Regions from separate parts of the Homo sapiens genome. Here region 2 is linked to region 1. Evidence: read pairs that join two places in POLR2A ChIA-PET (ENCODE). Cell type or tissue: A673. All regions are shown on one strand.

The links. ChIA-PET counts read pairs that join two places held together with the same protein. Peaks named below come from ENCODE experiments on the same cell type or tissue, not always from the same donor. Only the 100,000 strongest peaks of a DNase experiment are listed, where the experiment ranks them.
Region 2: POLR2A ChIA-PET joins it to region 1 with 10 read pairs; 3 of 35 experiments call an interaction of 5 or more read pairs at or near these places.

What each region holds. Positions count from the first base shown.
Region 1 is chr17:7,187,242-7,195,241 of GRCh38, forward strand. DLG4 (discs large MAGUK scaffold protein 4) reads right to left here. Exons shown (of 20, transcript NM_001321075.3): 12 at 7,078-7,254; 13 at 6,723-6,759; 14 at 6,603-6,630; 15 at 6,426-6,473; 16 at 6,242-6,343; 17 at 5,704-5,876; 18 at 4,652-4,761; 19 at 4,026-4,117; 20 at 1-3,573. The coding sequence ends at 3,467. Among named protein-coding and RNA genes, the nearest start is that of ASGR1, 12 kb to the left of the region's middle. In A673, no CTCF peak of the experiment used is centred here; a DNase peak (open chromatin) is centred at 4,430.
Region 2 is chr17:7,596,000-7,603,999 of GRCh38, forward strand. It overlaps FXR2 (FMR1 autosomal homolog 2), which reads right to left. Exons shown (of 17, transcript NM_004860.4): 5 at 7,758-7,906; 6 at 6,910-7,003; 7 at 5,410-5,526. Among named protein-coding and RNA genes, the nearest start is that of SOX15, 9.9 kb to the left of the region's middle. In A673, no CTCF peak of the experiment used is centred here; no DNase peak of the experiment used is centred here.

The sequences.
Region 1 (8,000 bases):
CAAAATAATGCATGCAGGCCAGGCGCGGTGGCTCATGCCTGTAATCCTAGCACTTTGGGAGGCCGAGGGGGGGGGGGGTGGATCACCCGAGGTCAGGAGTTCGAGACCAGCCTGATCAATATGGTGAAATCCCCATCTCTACTAAATACAAAAAATTAGCTGGGCGTGGTGGCATGCACCTGTAATCCCAGCTACTCGGGAGGCTGAGGCAGGAGAATAGCTTGAATCCGGAAGGCAGAGGTTGCAGTGAGCAGAGATCGCACCACTGCACTCCAGCCTGGGCAACAAGAGCGAAACTCTGTCTCCAATAATAATAATAATAATAATAATAATAATACATGCAAAATTATGTGATTCTACCCCATCCAGGTCAAATATGTGATTCTGCCCCTTCTAGTTTAACACGCAGACGCATTACCTGCACACACCTTCCTCAGCTCCTAGATTTCTCCCTTCAGCTCACGATAGAGAACGTTATCACAGCCTCAAGCCATCTGCTATTACACAGAACCAAGCTAAGAGAAGGATTATTTGAAAAACATCAGGGCCAGGTGCAGTGGCTCACGCCTGTAATCCCAGCACTTTGGGAGGCCAAGGCGGGCAGATCACCTGAGGTCAAGAGTTTGAGACCAGCTTGGCTAACATGGTGAAACCCCGTTTCTACTAAAAATATTAAAAAATAGCTGTGTGTTATGGCACGCATCTGTAATCCCAGCTACTTGGGAAGCTGAGGCAGGAGAATCACTTGAACCCTGGAGTTGGAGGTTGCAGTGAGCCGAGATCGCGCCATTGCACTCCAGCTTGGGCAACAAAAGTGAAACTCGACCTCAAAAAAAAAAAAAAAAAAATCCTCTGAAGCAGTGCTTCTCCACCCAGTGAGACATCAAAATCACCCGGGAGCTTTCCAGAAATGCAGACCCCTGGTCCCTATCCCCAGGATCCTGATGGACTCGGTCCTGCATAGAAAATCCTGCAGGGCAATACGTGGCTACTGGTTGAAGTGACACCCCTTCAGCAATCTCTGCCTCTATTCTTGGACTACTTTAGGCTTGGACGGCCATGCCATCCACAGAATCACTACCCCTGGGTTGGTCTTTTGCATGAAACTCTCAACTTTAGTCAGGAGTGGCTACAAAAAATGCCCTTTTGCACTGTTTGGGATTTAACCACCATAACTCTTAGGGCCCTCTGCCTCAGCCTTACCCACTGGAGCACCTGAGAATCAGAGAAAGGAATAGTACCCCAGCAGGTGCCCCCAAAGGTTCATCTGTGCCAAACACATGAAGAAGGCAGAAGGCTGAGAGTCACCATTCTACATAGCAGGATCTCAGGAGCTTCAGTTAGGACTTAGGGCCAGGAAAATATGACTCCCTAAAAGAACTAAAATTATTTCTCCCTTATAATAAAGAAGTAGGTAATTGACAATTTCCTTTTTTGCCATGGCTATCAGGAAGCTCAGAGATCACATTTACCCTCACAGTTCATATACATTTCTCCAGTTTTCATCTTTGGCATTTAGATTCTTATTTTCCTACCCTCATTATTTACAAAGCTGCCTCAGATCTTTCCCATAGAGATAGGACATAAAGGCTGGGCGTAGTGGCTCATGCCTGTAATCTTAACACTGTGGGAGGCCAAGCTGGGCGGATCACCTGAGGTCAGGAGTTCGAGACCAGCCTGGCCAACAAAGCAAAACCCCATCTCTACTAAAAATACAAAAATTAGCCAGGAGTGGTGGCAGGCGCCTGTAATCCCAGCTATTCGAGAGGCTGAGGCAGGAGAACCGTGTGAACCCAGCAGGCAGAGGTTGCAGTGAGCCAAGATCGCACCACAGCACTCCAGCCTGAGCGAAAGAGCGAAACTCTGTCTCAAAAAAAAAAAAAAAAGGGTGGGGGGGGCGCATAAAGAAACCTAGCGTATATTCACACAGCAGTTCTTATCAGCAGAACTCTGTAAAGATCATTTCCAGGCCAGGCGCGGTGGCTCACGCCTGTAATCCCAGCACTTTGGGAGGCTGAGGCGGGTGGATAACAAGGTCAGGAGTTCAAGACCAGCCTGACCAACATGGTGAAACCCCATCTCTACTAAAAATACAAAATTAGCCAGGCATGGTGGCAGTAATCTGTAATCCCAGCTACTCAGGGGGCTGAGGCAGGAGAATCACTTGAACCAGGGTGGCAGAGATCACAGTGAGCCGAGATCGAGCCACTGCACTCCAGCCTGTGCGACAGAGCAAGACTCTGTCTCAAAAAAAAAAACAAAAAAACAAAAAAAATCATTTCCAGATCCTAGCTCTGTCCACAACTCCATGAACATGAATGAACGAAGTTTCCTCTCTATTTTCCTTTAAGGACTGTTGTGCTTCCCAACAGGACTGAGACAGCCCGGCAGGGATCAGAGCTGGACTAAGTCTGCAGGGCCCCAGACAAGTTCCAGCCTCCCCTTTCTGGCCTGTCATGACTTTGGACAGAGCTCCAGACCTTCCCAGGCTCAGTCTTCACCAACTCGGGTTCCTTGATTTGCCAGTTACCTCCCTGGCCCATTTTCCAGGCCACTAACCTCTCTGGCTTGGAGTGAAGAAGGATCTGACTCTGCTGCGCCCATCTCCCTCCACACCCAGGTCCCAAATAACCAGGCCACACACCAAGTTTCAAGTATCTGTCTCTTCCTTTCACTCTCTCAAAAGAAAAAAATAAATAAATTGCAGAAGGCGGCAGCATTTCCAGTCTTCCCTGGCTCCCGGACACCCGACCCCCGACCCCTGCCCCCCACCCTCCCTCCCGCATTTCCCACTCCCTAGACCCATCCCTCCCTTTTCCCCAAAAAAATTCCCAGGAAAAAAAAAAAAAAAAGCCACATTTAGACCTTCCACTCATGCAAACCGGCAAAGAAAAATGGTGGGGGCATGTGGAAGGCAGGGGCCCGCTGCGGAGTCCCCTGCTTCTCCCCCCAAAAAACCACCTTTGAGAAGAAAAAAAGTGGAAAAAATAAATGAGAAATCAAGGAACATGGGGAATTACGATGAGGGCAGGGGTGACCCCAGACCCTGCCTTAGGAGAGAGCGGAGGCCTGTGGCCCTGCATCCCTGCAGCGGGTGCTCCTCGAGGGGGCCCTGACTTCTGGAATGTGTGTGGGAGAGGATGGGGGAGGGCAGGTGGCCCCCGGTGGGTCTGTGTGTGCATTGGGGGCAGGTGGGGGCGGGGATCCTAAGGAGCAAGGGCTCGGAACAAGGAGCCCAGCTCCCCCCCAGACCCCAGGTTCCTGGCGTTCAGGAGCCCAGTTCTGGGGTGCGGGGATACATGCAGAGGAGTGTCCCCCCTCCAACAGGCTGGATCCAGTTAGAAAGGAAATAAATAAGAAGGGGTGGGAGGGAGGCCGGGGGGAGCCAAGGGCTTGGGCAATTCAGTCCAGACCAAGGGCCCAGGTGATGGAGGCAGGGCGAGTCCAGGCCAAGCCAGGGCAGGAATCAGAGTCTCTCTCGGGCTGGAACCCAGATGTAGGGGCCTGAGAGGTCCTCGATGACACGCTTCACCTTGTGGTAGATCTCCTCAAAGCTGTCACCCTCCACGATGGCTGGGAGTGGGGTGGAGCAGGGAGTGAGGCCAAGGAAGGGCCAGAGGACACCTGGCCAAGGGGGTTGCACCAGCCCAGAGGAAGGGGCACCTCTTTCCAACTCTCCAAGCCATAAGTCCTGGGGCTGCACCCGCCCACAGGGGCACCTCTTTTTTTTTTTTTTTTTTTTTTTTGAGATTGAGTTTTGCTCTTAGCGCCAGGCTGGAGTGCAGTGGTGCGATCTCGGCTCACTGCAACCTCTGCCTCCCAGGTTCAAGCGATTCTCCTGCCTCGGCCTACCGAGTAGCTGGGATTACAGGTGCCCGCCAGTGCTGGGATTACAGGCGTGAGCCACCATGCCGCGCCCACAGGGGCACCTCTTTCTAAGCCATCCACTGGGGGTGGCGGGGGAGCTCTTTCTAATCCGAGCAAGGGCACCCTACATGCTGGCAACAGCCTTGCTGTGGCCTCACCTGAGAAGCACTCTGTGAACTCCTGCTCCAGCTTGGTGGCTCTGTCGAAGGCTTTGCGGGCTTGCTCCTCTGTGATCCGCTTGTTAATCTCTCTGTGAAGAGGGAGGGAGAGCAGGCCTGAGACTGGACCCACCTGACCCTGCCTTTTATCTCCTCTATCCAGGAATGTTAAGTATTCTTCTATTTGGAGCACATAGCAAAAAAAAAAATACAATTCCCAATATCCTCTGGGGCCACAGATGAGAACCACCCCCCACCCCCCTGCCACCCGCAACCGCCCCAGCCAGGTGTGGCTACTCCAGGGACATCTACGGAGCTTCATCCTTCCAGCCTTCAGCCCCAGAGATGGGATTCGGACTCCAATTCCCAACAGCCCTAGAGGCCCTGACTCGCCCCAGCTGGTATGCCCCAGGGGCTGCTGGGAAATGTAGTCCTGTCTAGCCAAGGCAGGAGAGGAGGGGAAAGACCCGATTCCCCCACATCCTCTGGGTTCCAGGGATCCCCCTCAGGGGCTGCTGAAACCGCTGTCCAGGGTTCTGAAGGGAGAGTTGAACGCAGACGCCTTGTGAGGCCCAGGGCCACAGGTGTTGGGGGAGCAAAGGGGAGGCCCCCAGGACCATACTCACAGCACATTCTCCAGGGAGCGGGGGCGGATGAAGATGGCGATGGGGTGCAGGTGGGCCGCCTGCAGCCGCCGCACGGCATTGGCCGAGACATCGAGGATGCAGTGCTTCCCCTGGGGGCAGGCAGGGTGGGCGGAGGGGGGCCAGCGGGTGGCGAGAAAGGACAGAGAGCAGTGCCGGAGGGACACGGACGGGGAGAGGTGGGGAATGGGAAGTTGGCCGAAGGGGAGTGACATGGATGTCAAGAAACACGGGGGCAGAGAGTCAGGCAGGAAGCGGGTATGGACAGAGTAAAAGACAGAGGGAAAGGAAAGGGAAGATGGAGAGCACGGGAGAGGGCAGGGACAGGACAGAATGGAGGAAGGGAGGAGCACCAGGCAGGCAGGGACCCAAGAGATGGTGGCAGAGCCGGGGCAGCAGCGAGTGGGGCGGGGTGTGCAAGGCAGAGGTGACACAGGCGGGAAGGAAAGCCAAGAAAAAGGAGAAAGGAAGTAGGATAGAGGGAGGAGGGAGGGGAGGACGGACAGAGGACAGACAGATGGAAGGAACAAGGAGACAGATGGGAGGGAGTGAGGCAGATGGAGAAAGGAACCGTGGAGGGAGGGAGGGAGGGCAGGGTGAGGAGCAGCGGGGAAAGGAAAGGAGTTAGCAGAGGAGTGGGAGAGGGGAGCCGGGCCCCAGAAAAGGGTGAGGCAGGGGAGAGGGCCAGCGGGGAGTCAGGAAAAAGGGAGGGACCCAGTGGGGAAGGCCAAGCCACCAAAGACAAGGCCATGGGAAGAGAGGAGAAATGGGGCAAGGAGAAGGGAGTGGGGAGAGAAAGAGGCCAGATGGTGGTGGGGAATTTGGGGTCAGGAAGTGAGGGAGGTGGGAGAGAGAGCAGGGGCAGAGAGCAGGCAGTCAGACAGAGTTGCCCAAGAGGAGAAGGAGGTGGAGGAGCGGAGTGGAGACCCAGCAGGGAAAGAGACAGAGAGAGAGAGAGTTAGAGAAAGCTGGAGGGAGGCAGTGGGGTGGGGAGAGGGGAGAAGGAAGAGGACCGGGTGCCCGCCAGGTCCTACCTGCTCTGCCACCTCTCGCACGGACTGGACGCTGGTCCCATAGAGGTGGCTGTTGTACTGGCCGGCCTCAATGAACTTGTGCGCCTGAATGTCCTTCTCCATTTTCTCCCGGGACGACACAAAGTGGTAATCCCGGCCATCTATCTCATACTCCCGCTTGGGCCGTGTCGTATCTGCCAGGAAGTCACCCCACCCCCCAAAGATCTAACCACCATCCCTCTAGCTTAAATCCTGCCTACTTCAATCAAATCCCCATAGTGCCCAGCTGGTCCTTTGGTGAAAGGGAGCTGCCAGGGAGACCAAGACTGCAGAGGGCCAGAACCGCTTCCCCTAGCACCCTCCAGGGCCTCCAAGTCTCTGGCCTGGGCATGGGTACTATGGAATGAGAGGGTGGCTGAGAAGCACCCCTTCTCGGAGAAACCCTGTATCTCCCTACACACCGATCCCCCAGGAGGCTCTGCCTATGGCCCCAGGGATGGGCCTCCCCTGCCCCACCCCCACTTCCACCTTCTCCTCCATCCAAGGCCCCAGCACTCACGGGGAACACAGGATCCAAACTTGTCGGGGAACTCGGAGAGAAGATCATCGTTGGCGCGGTCCTTGGTGGGCCCAAGGATGATGATGGGGCGAGCATAGTGCACTGCAGAGAGAGCCTGGCTTAGGCCGAGCGCAGGGTTGGGGGAGCAGCAAGTGCTGGGGCCAAGGCAGGGGCCAGGGCTCACCTTCCATCTGCGTCACTGTCTCGTAGCTCAGAACCGAGTCTTCTCGACCTGGTGGGAGGTGGGGCATCTGCAAGGGGCTCTGAAACAGGGGACCTGGAGCCCTGTCTCCCCCTTGAGGATATCAAAAGCAACTCAGTGCTCCTCTCACCCACATCTTCCCGAACTAACCCTACCTACCCTGCGATCCAGAGCTGGAGCCCCAGTCCTAAGAAGAAAAAGCAGGCCACGGGGTTAGTTATGAGCTCAGCTCCATGAGCCCTCACACTTCCACCCAGGCTCACACCCTCCTCCACCTACCTTGGCCTTTAACCTTGACCACTCTCGTCGCTCAACCCTGTGGGATACATGGAGGGATACGCGGGTAGGGGAATGCCTACCCCCTGCCACCCCCATGCTCTGAGCCAGCTGACAACCCCTTCTCCATACTCTGGGCCAGCTGACACCCCTTCTCCTGCAGCCCTGGACACTGTGCTCCTCAATAAGGAGTTGTCCTTCCCAAAGGCTCATGGGAGCCACGGACCCCAGGAGGGCCCAACAGACAAACCCCTAGGAGTTCAGAGGGCAAACCCATCCCCTGTTGGCTGCCCACCCCGGGGGACCTTGGGAACTTCAGTGCCTGTGGCAGGAAGGCTACAGAGCCCAGGAGCCTCACCGCCGTTTGCTGGGGATGAACCCAATGTCGTCGGTCTCACTGTCAGAGTGGACCCGCCGTGCCTGCCACCACTCCTCATCACTAGCATCGATGACATGCAGCACATCCCCAAAGCGGAAGCTCAGGGCCTGGCTCAGGAAGCCGCAGTCCTTGGTCTTGTCGTAATCAAACAGGGCCCTGGAGGGCAAGTGGCTATCGGTCAGAGCCCAGCTGAGGACTCCAGGAAGGATGCCCCAGTCACCCAAAGACCCGGCCCAGAGGTCTGCAGATGGCACTCCCATGGGAGCTATGGATGCCGAGGAACCCAAAACTGTGTGGGGACCAAACGCTGACTATAACTCATAACAACTATTAGCCATCACTCAGTCCACACTGAGCACAGTTTCCAGAGGCAGGGCTTGAACTTGACCCTCTCAAGAAAGCAGTTTGGGCCAGGCGTGGTGGCTCCCACCTGGAATCCCAGCTGACTTTGGGAGGCCAAGGCGGGCGGATCACAAGGTCAGGAGATTGAGACCATGGTGAAACCCCGTCTCTACTAAAAATACAAAATATTAGCCGGGCACGGTGGCGGGTGCCTGTATTCCCAGCTTCTCGGGAGGCTGAGGCAGGAAAATGGCATGAACCCAGGAGGCGGAGCTTGCAGTGAGCAGAGATCACGCCACTGCACTCCAGCCTGGGCAACGGAGCGAGACACCGTCTCAAAAAAAAAAAAAAAGAAAAAGAAAAAGAAAAACAGAAAGCAGTGTGCAGTACACACGCACATCATAAAGTCACAGGGGTAACCCTGAATCTGCCCAAATTCATAAGAAAAAGAAAATGTCCCGTGTTTCCAAATAATGGTTACCCTTACCAGTATCAAATTTCTATCAGTAAGTCACAACCCCTGGGGTCAGAACCAGGGAAGTAATGAAGACACAGAAGAA
Region 2 (8,000 bases), 410 kb after region 1:
AGGAAAAGTCACTGTAGGAATCATGGTGGTAGAATCTCACAGTCCCAGGCACACGACCCTTTGCATAACTTAAATAAGGAAAACTGTGTGATATTAATAGAAAGCTAGAACCACTCTGGAGTCCGCGGACCACGAGGACCTGTGTGGAAAGGTCAGGAACTTTTTGTTTTTTCTTTGAGATGGCGTCTCGCTCTGTCGCCCAGGCTGGAGTGCAGTGGCGCGATCTCAGCTCACTGCAACCTCCGCCTCTCGACTTCAAGTGATTCTCATGCCTCGGCCTCCTGAGTAGCTACGACTACAGGTGTCCACCACCATGCCTGGCTAATTTCTGTATTTTTAGTAGAGACAAGGTTTCACCATGTTGGCCAGGCTGGTCTCAAACTCCTGACCTCAGGTGATCCGCCCGCCTCAGCCTCCCAAAGTGCTGGGATTACCGGCATAAGCCACCACGCCCGGCCAAGGTCAGGAACTTTTAATTCCACTCCTTCCAAATACCAGTGGTTTGTGGGGGAGGAAAGGTAAAGAGGGCAGAGTTTGGACTGGGACACACCGAAGTTCTGGATTTGGCCCTAACAGTATCTGTCCCTAAGAGTATCTATCTGTGTGATCTTAAACAAAACATACTCTGCCTCTTGTGTCATCTGCTAAGTGATTATATCCAACTTATCTTATTCTCAAGACTAGCAAGAGGATTAGACAAGGCTGGTGTGAAAGTACTTCTCACAAGGTACATGCAAGTGTAAGGAACTCTTACCTTAATCAAACAAATATCAACTCATCCCCAAATAAAACTCAACAACTTAAGTAAAAAGTGAGGGGTAGGCTGTGCGCGGTGGCTCACGCCTGTAATTCCAGCACTGTGGGAGGCTGAGGCAGGTGGATCACAAGGTCAGGAGATCAAGACCATCCTGCCAACATAGTGAAACCCCATCTCTATTAAAAATACAAAAATTAGCTGGCCTTGGTGGGGTGTGCCTATAATCCCAGCTGCTTGGGAGGCTGAGGCAGGAGAATTGCTTGAACCAGGGAGTTGGAGGTTACAGTGAGCCGAGGTCATGCCACTGCACTCCAGCCTGGTGACAGAGCAAAACTCTGTCTCAAAAAAAAGTGAGGGGTTAAGAAAAACAGAAAACATGCCTCTAGAACACCAGGCTTTCACTTCATTTCTCAATCAGTCCTTAGAGGAACCCCTGGGTTCAGGGGCAGGAAGACAGGAAAGGTTTTAGAGGAGTGAATCCCATGTTGTAAGCACCAAATAGAAACAATACCTGAAAGGAGACATTCCTAGATTGAAATACACTACTTCCCACTTCCAAGTTGGATAGGACTGAATTATACCAAGGATTTATACCAGGCAAGAAGAGAAAGTTGGAAAAATAAACTAAGTTGAGTGTTCAAAATCACTACATTAGGAGGGGAGGGGAAGAGATCTACAATGACCTATAAGCGTCTTCTAGATAAGCTTGCAGAACAGCTGGGTTTTCTTTTTTTTTTTTCTTTTTTTTGAGATGGGGTCTGTCACCCAGGCTAGAGTGCAGTGGCATGATCTCTGCTCACTGCAACTTCTGCCTCCCTTTTTTTGTATTTTTAGTAGAGAAGGGGTTTCACCATGCTGGCCAGACTGGTCTCAAACTCCTAACCTCAGGCAATCCACCTGCCTCGGCTTCCCAAAGTGCTGGGATTGCAGGCGTGAGCCGCTGCACCCGGCCCCTTTCCGGTTTTTAGAGGCTTCACTACTAGGCATGACTGATTAAATCACTGATCCTCAGTGATTGCCTTAACCTTTGGCCCCATTCCCCTCCCAGGAAGTTGGTGGGGGTGAGGCTGAAAGTTCCAACCCTCTAATCATGAAGCCACCTAGAGGGGCTAGCCATGAATCAACTCATCAGCACACAAAAACACACATCACTGGAGATTCCAAGGATTTTAGAAGTTGAATGCCAGGAGCCTGGTCAGGAGACCAAATATGTATCTCTCAGTATCACAGAGCCTGTCAGTCCTACTGGTTTTACTCGTAAAATTTATCCTACATAAAACTACTCTCTCTCTCTTCCTTTAGCACTCCAGTTCAAGTTTCTCACCTGGACTACTGTGCTCTGTTCCTGCTTCCATTCTTGCCCCCCTTTCCATCTGTCATTGAAACAGGAGTTTAAAACAGAAGGCACTTTCGGCCGGGCACAGTGGCTCTCGCCTGTAATCCCAGCACTTTGGGAGGCCGAGGTGGGTGGATCACGAGGTCAGGAGATCAAGACCATCCTGGCTAACACGGTGAAACCCCATCTCTACTAAAAAAAAATACAAAAAAATCAGCCGGGCGTGGTGGCAGGCGCCTGTAGTCCCAGCTTCTCGTGAGGCTGAGGCAGGAGAATGGCGTGAACTTGGGAGGTGGAGCTTGCAGTGAGCCGAGATCACGCCAATGCACTCCAGCCTGGGTGACAGAGCGAGACTCCGTCTCAAAAACAAAACAAAACAAAACAAAACAAAAAACCAGAAGGCACTGTTAACTCAATGGCTTCTCAGTATACGCACAATAAAATCCCCCCTCCTCAGCCTACCGTACATGTCTTACATGATCTACTCTCTGACCGAATTTTGTATCGGTCTCCCTTTGCTCACTCTGCGCTAACTACACAAGCTGCAGTGAGCTGAGATCGCACTACTGCACTCCAGCCTGGACGACAGAATGAGACTCCGTCTCAAAAAATTAAAAAACAACAACAAAAATTAGGCCGGGTGCAATGGGTCATGTCTATAATCCCAGCACTTTGGGAGGCCAAGGCAAGTGGATCCCTTGAGGCCAGGGGTTCGCGACCAGCCTAGCCAACATGGTGAAACTCCGTCTCTACTAAAAATACTGAAATTAGGGCCAGGTATAGTGGCTCATGCCTGTAATCCCAGTACTTTGGGAGGCCAAGGCAGGTGGATCACCTGCGGTCGGGAGTTCAAAACCAGCCTGGGCAACATGGTGAAACACTAAAAAAGCAAAAATTATCCAGACGTGGGGGCGCGTGCCTATTATCCCAGCTACCTGGGAGGCCGAGGCACAAGAATCGCTTGAACCCAGGAGCGAGAGGTTGCAGGGAGCGGAGATTGTGCCATTGCACTCCAGCCTGGGTGACAGAGGGAAACTGTCTCCAAAAAAAAAAAAAAAATAGCCAGGTATGGTGGCATGCACCTGTAATCCCACCCACCCAAAGGCTGAGGTGAGAGGATCACTTGAGCTCGGGGGGTAGAGACTGCAGTGAGCTGAGATCGCACCACTACATACACTCCAGCCTGGATAACAGACTGAGACTCCATCTCAAAACAAAAAACAAAAACAAAAAATAAAGTTTGTATCATCTGAAGGTAATGGTGAATTTTTACCTGCCAGTGCCCTGAGCAGGATCCCTGAAGAAGTCAAAGATTATCATGACCCAGAAATTGCACAGGCACAGAAAAAAGCCTCCCAAAAAGATCAATTCCCTTGATAAATGGAAATGGTATTCAAACACACACACCCTATTCACTTAGAATAGTATAATACCAACGAAAGGGAATCTGACAATTATACGATGTCAGAATTCAAAAAGATCTCACAGAAATACTCTAGTCAGGCCAGGCGTGGTGGCTGACACCTGTAATCCCAACATTTTGGGAGGTCGAGGTGGGCGGATCACCTGAGGTCCATAGTTTGAGATCAGCCTGGCCAACATGGTGAAACCCCATCTCTACTAAAAAAGACAAAAATTAGCCAGGTGTGATGGCACACACCTGTAATCCCAGCTACTTGGGAGGCTGAGGCAGGAGAATCGCTTCAATCTGGGAGGTGGAGGTTGCAGTAAGCCAAGATAGCGCCACTGCGCTCTAGCCTGGGCGACAGAGACGCTATCTCAAAAAACAAACAAAAAAACAAGAAATATCCTTTTTTTCTTTGAGATGGAGTTTCACTCTTGTTGCCCAGGCTGGAGTACAATGGTGTGATCTCGGCTCACTGCAACCTCCGCCTCCCAGGTTCAAGCGATTCTCCTGCCTCAGCCTCCCGAGTAGCTGGGACAACAGGCGCCTGCCACCACGCCTGGCTAATTTTTGTAGTTTTAGTAGAGACGGGGTTTCACCCATGTTGGCCAGGCTGGTCTTGAACTCCCGACCTCAGGTGATCTGCCCGCCTCAGCCTCCCAAAGTGCTGGGATTACAGACGTGGGCCACCGCGCCCAGTCATATCCTTTTTTTCTTTGAGACAGAGTTTCACTCTTGTCACCCAGGCTGAAGTGCAATGGCGCAATCTTGGCTCACTGCAACCTCCACTTCCCAGGTTCAAGCGATTCTCCTGCCTCAGTCTCTCGAGTAGCTGAAATTACAGGCATGTGCCACCACGCCCAGCTGATTTTTGTCTTCTTAGTAAAGATGGGGTTTCACCAGTCTCGACTCCCAACCTCGGATTGATCTGCCTGCCTCGGCCTCCCAAAGTGCTAAAGTGCTGCGATTAAAGGCGTGAGCCACCGCGCCCACCCTAAAAAATAAATATTCTAGTCTAGGCTGCATGTGGTGGCTCACACCTGTAATCCTAGCACTTTGCAAAGTACAGGCAGATGGATCTCTTGAGCCTAGAAGTTCAAGACCAAGGCCGGGCGCAGCGGCTCATGTCTGTAATCCCAGCACTTTGGGAGGCCGAGGCAGGTGGATCATGAGGTCAGGAGTTTGAGACCAGCCTGGTCAACATGGTGAAACCCCATCAATACTAAAAATACAAAAATGAGCTGGGTGTGGTGGCACAAGCCTGTAGTCCCAGCTACTCAGGAGGCTGAGGCGGGAGAATCGCTTGAACCCAGAAGGTGGATGTTGCAGTCAGCTGAGACTATACCATTACACTACAGCCTGGGTGACAAAGTGAGACTCCGTCTCAAAAAAAACCATTCAGCCAGGTGTGGTGGCTCACGCCTGTAATCCCAGCACTTTGGGAGGCTGAGGCGGGTGGATCACATGAGGCCAGGAGTTCGAGGCCAGCTTGGGCAACATGGCAAAACCCCATCTTACTAATAATACAAAACTTAGCCGGGTGTGGTGGCGCACGCCTGTAATCCCAGCTACTCAGAAGGCTGAGGCATGAGAATCGCTTAAACACAGGAGGCAGGGGTTGCAGTGAGCCGAGATCGTGTCATTGCACTCCAGCCTAGGCGACACAGCGAGACTCTGTCTCCCAAAAAAAAAAAAAAAAAATTGGCTAAAAGAAATTTGAAAATAATTGCACTATACCATGATAGAGCTCTGCCATCTGGAGGAGTCTGAGATAAAATAGCTGACCCAGGTTTAATTGCCCAGAAAAAGCCTTAGTCTTTGTTCTGTAAACACAAGATCATGGATGGAGGACAGGGTAGGAAGGGAGGAAGACAATACCCTTCAGCAGAAGGAAAAGGAGCTAAAAGTTACCTCTAGGTGCTTGGTAGCTTCTTCATTGCGGGACATAAGTAGCAGTTTGGTGCGCAGGCTTCGGAAATGCATATCACCCAGCAGAGATGCTCGCTTCACAGGGGCTTCTGTGGTTGACTGGGAGGAAACCAGTGGGAAAGTCATTAAAACTGGCTTGGAATAAACACTAAGGGAGAGCCAGGGACTAGAAATCAGGATGCCTAAGTCCCGGGAAAAGGGTTAAGAAATGAAGCTAGGAGACCGGGCGCGGTGGCTCATGCCTGCAATCCCAGGACTTTGGGAGGCCAAGGCAGGCGGATCACGAGGTCATGAGATCGAGACCATCCTGGCCAACGTGGTGAAACCCTGTCTTTACTAAAAATACAAAAATTAGCTGGGCGTGGTGGCACATGCCTATAATCCCAGCTACTCCAGAGGCTGAGGCAGGAGAATCGCTTGAACCCGGGAGTCGGAGGTTGCAGTGAGCCGAGACTGCGCCACTGCACTCTAGCCTGGTGACAGAACAATACTCTGTTTTCAAAAAAAAAAGAAATGAAGCTAGGAAGGAGGAGACTCATTGTCAGTCCCACAAAGGCTGACTATCAGGGTACTGAAGGAAAATGGTTTAGAGAGAAAGCAAGGAGCAAGCATAAGGTGAGAGCTACATACTCTATTTCTGAAAGTCCAAATATCAAGAGAGGGTCTCTAACCCAGATGGCAACATGATTATCAGGTTTAAAAAAAAAGGGTCAGAGGCCGGGCGTGGTGGCTCACGCCTGTGATCCCAGCACTTTGGGAGGCCAAGGCGGGCGGATCACGACGTCAGGAGTTCAAGACCAGCCTGACCAATATGGTGAAACCCTGTTTCTACTAAAAATACAAAAATTAGCCGGGCATGTCGGGCGCGGTGGCTCACGTCTGTAATCCCAGCACTTTGGGAGGCCGAGGCGGGTGGATCAGGAGATCAGCAGTTCAGGACCAGCCTGGCCAACATGGTGAAACCCTGTCTCTACTAAAAACACAAAAAAAAATTAGCCAGGCGCAATGGCAGGCGCCTGTAATCCCAGCTACTCGGGAGGCTGAGGCAGGAGAATCGCTTCAATCTGGGAGGTGGAGGTTGCAGTGAGCCGAGATCGCGCCACTGCACTCCAGCCTGGGCGACAGAGTGAGATTCCATCTCAAAAAAAAAAAAATTAGCCGGCGTGGTGACGCACACCTGTAATCCCAGCTACTCAGGAGGCTGAGGCAGGAGAATTGCTTGAACCCGGGAGGTGGAGGTTGCAGTGAGCCGAGATCGTGCCATTGTTCTCCAGCCTGGGTGACAAGAGTGAGACTTCGTCTCAAAAAAAAGAAAAAAAAAAGGTAGGGCTACCTGGGCCTGTAGGAGTCAGGAGCAATAAAGTCCTCTTGACAAATAAATATAAGCACATTTAAGCCCTTCTCTTTCTGCAAAAGGGTTAAAAAGGGAAAAAGAAAAAATGTTCAAAAGGCTTATGTGAAATTCAGGCAGAATAAACTCACCAGAATGAAGAGCTCACTGTTTGTGATGTTGAGAAAGATGCAGTTGGCTCCCAGGGCTTTCTTGAACTCTTTATGGACGTTTTCATTGGAGCAGCTGCAGAGGAAAAAAGTACTCAGCGGGCAGAATGCAGAGAGTACAGTGAAGAGTTCGGGGGAGGCTGGACATGGTGGTTTGCACCTGTAATCCTAGCACTTTGGGAGGCTAGGGCAGGATGATCACTTGAAGTCAGGAGTTCAAGACTAGCATGGGCAACATAGTGAGACCCTGTCTCTATTAAAAAAAAAAAAAAAAATTCAGAGAAGCAGGGCTGAGTAAATAAGAAAAGAAAAGGGACTGGGCCGGGTGCGGTGGCTCACGCCTGTAATCCCAGCACTTTGGGAGGCTGAGGCAGGCGGATCACTTGAGGTCAGGAGTTTGAGACCAGCCTGACCAACATGGAGAAACCCTGTCTCTACTAAAAATACAAAATTAGCCGGGTGTGGTGGTGCATGCCTGTAATCCCAGCTACTCGGGAGGCTGAGGCAGGAGAATCGCCTGAACCTAGGAGGTGGAGGTTGCGGTGAGCCGAGATTGTGCCACTGCACTCCAGCCTGGGCAACAAGAGCAAAACTCTGTCTCCAAAAAAAAAAAAAAAAGAAAGAAAGGAAAAGAAAAGAAGAGGGACCACAGTTAAAGAACAAGGATGGGAAAATAAAGAAACTAAGTGTCTTCTTAGCAAGAAGGGCTCTAGTAGAGGGCCAGGGGAACAACAGAGAAAACTGCAAAGTGGGAGTGATGCCTGGGAGAAATAAAGCCAGAGATTAGGGCTGTAAAGAGGGCCCTCATTCCCACCATCCTTAACACTCACGCTTCTCTCAGATCCTCGGGCACAGCCATGGTAACCTTGAAGAAGCTGCCTTTGGTTGCAAGGGGATTGGGATTAACTGGCCGAAGTCGCTCCAGGGTAACAATTTCATTGTAGGTGGCATCACAGGCAGCATATTCAATGACATAGAACTGGCACATGGTAAAAAAGGAGAAGTTGTGGATGACCTGAGCAACTTTCTATGAATAACATATTTGTTTCAGTAGTTCTCCAAAGGCATTCCCA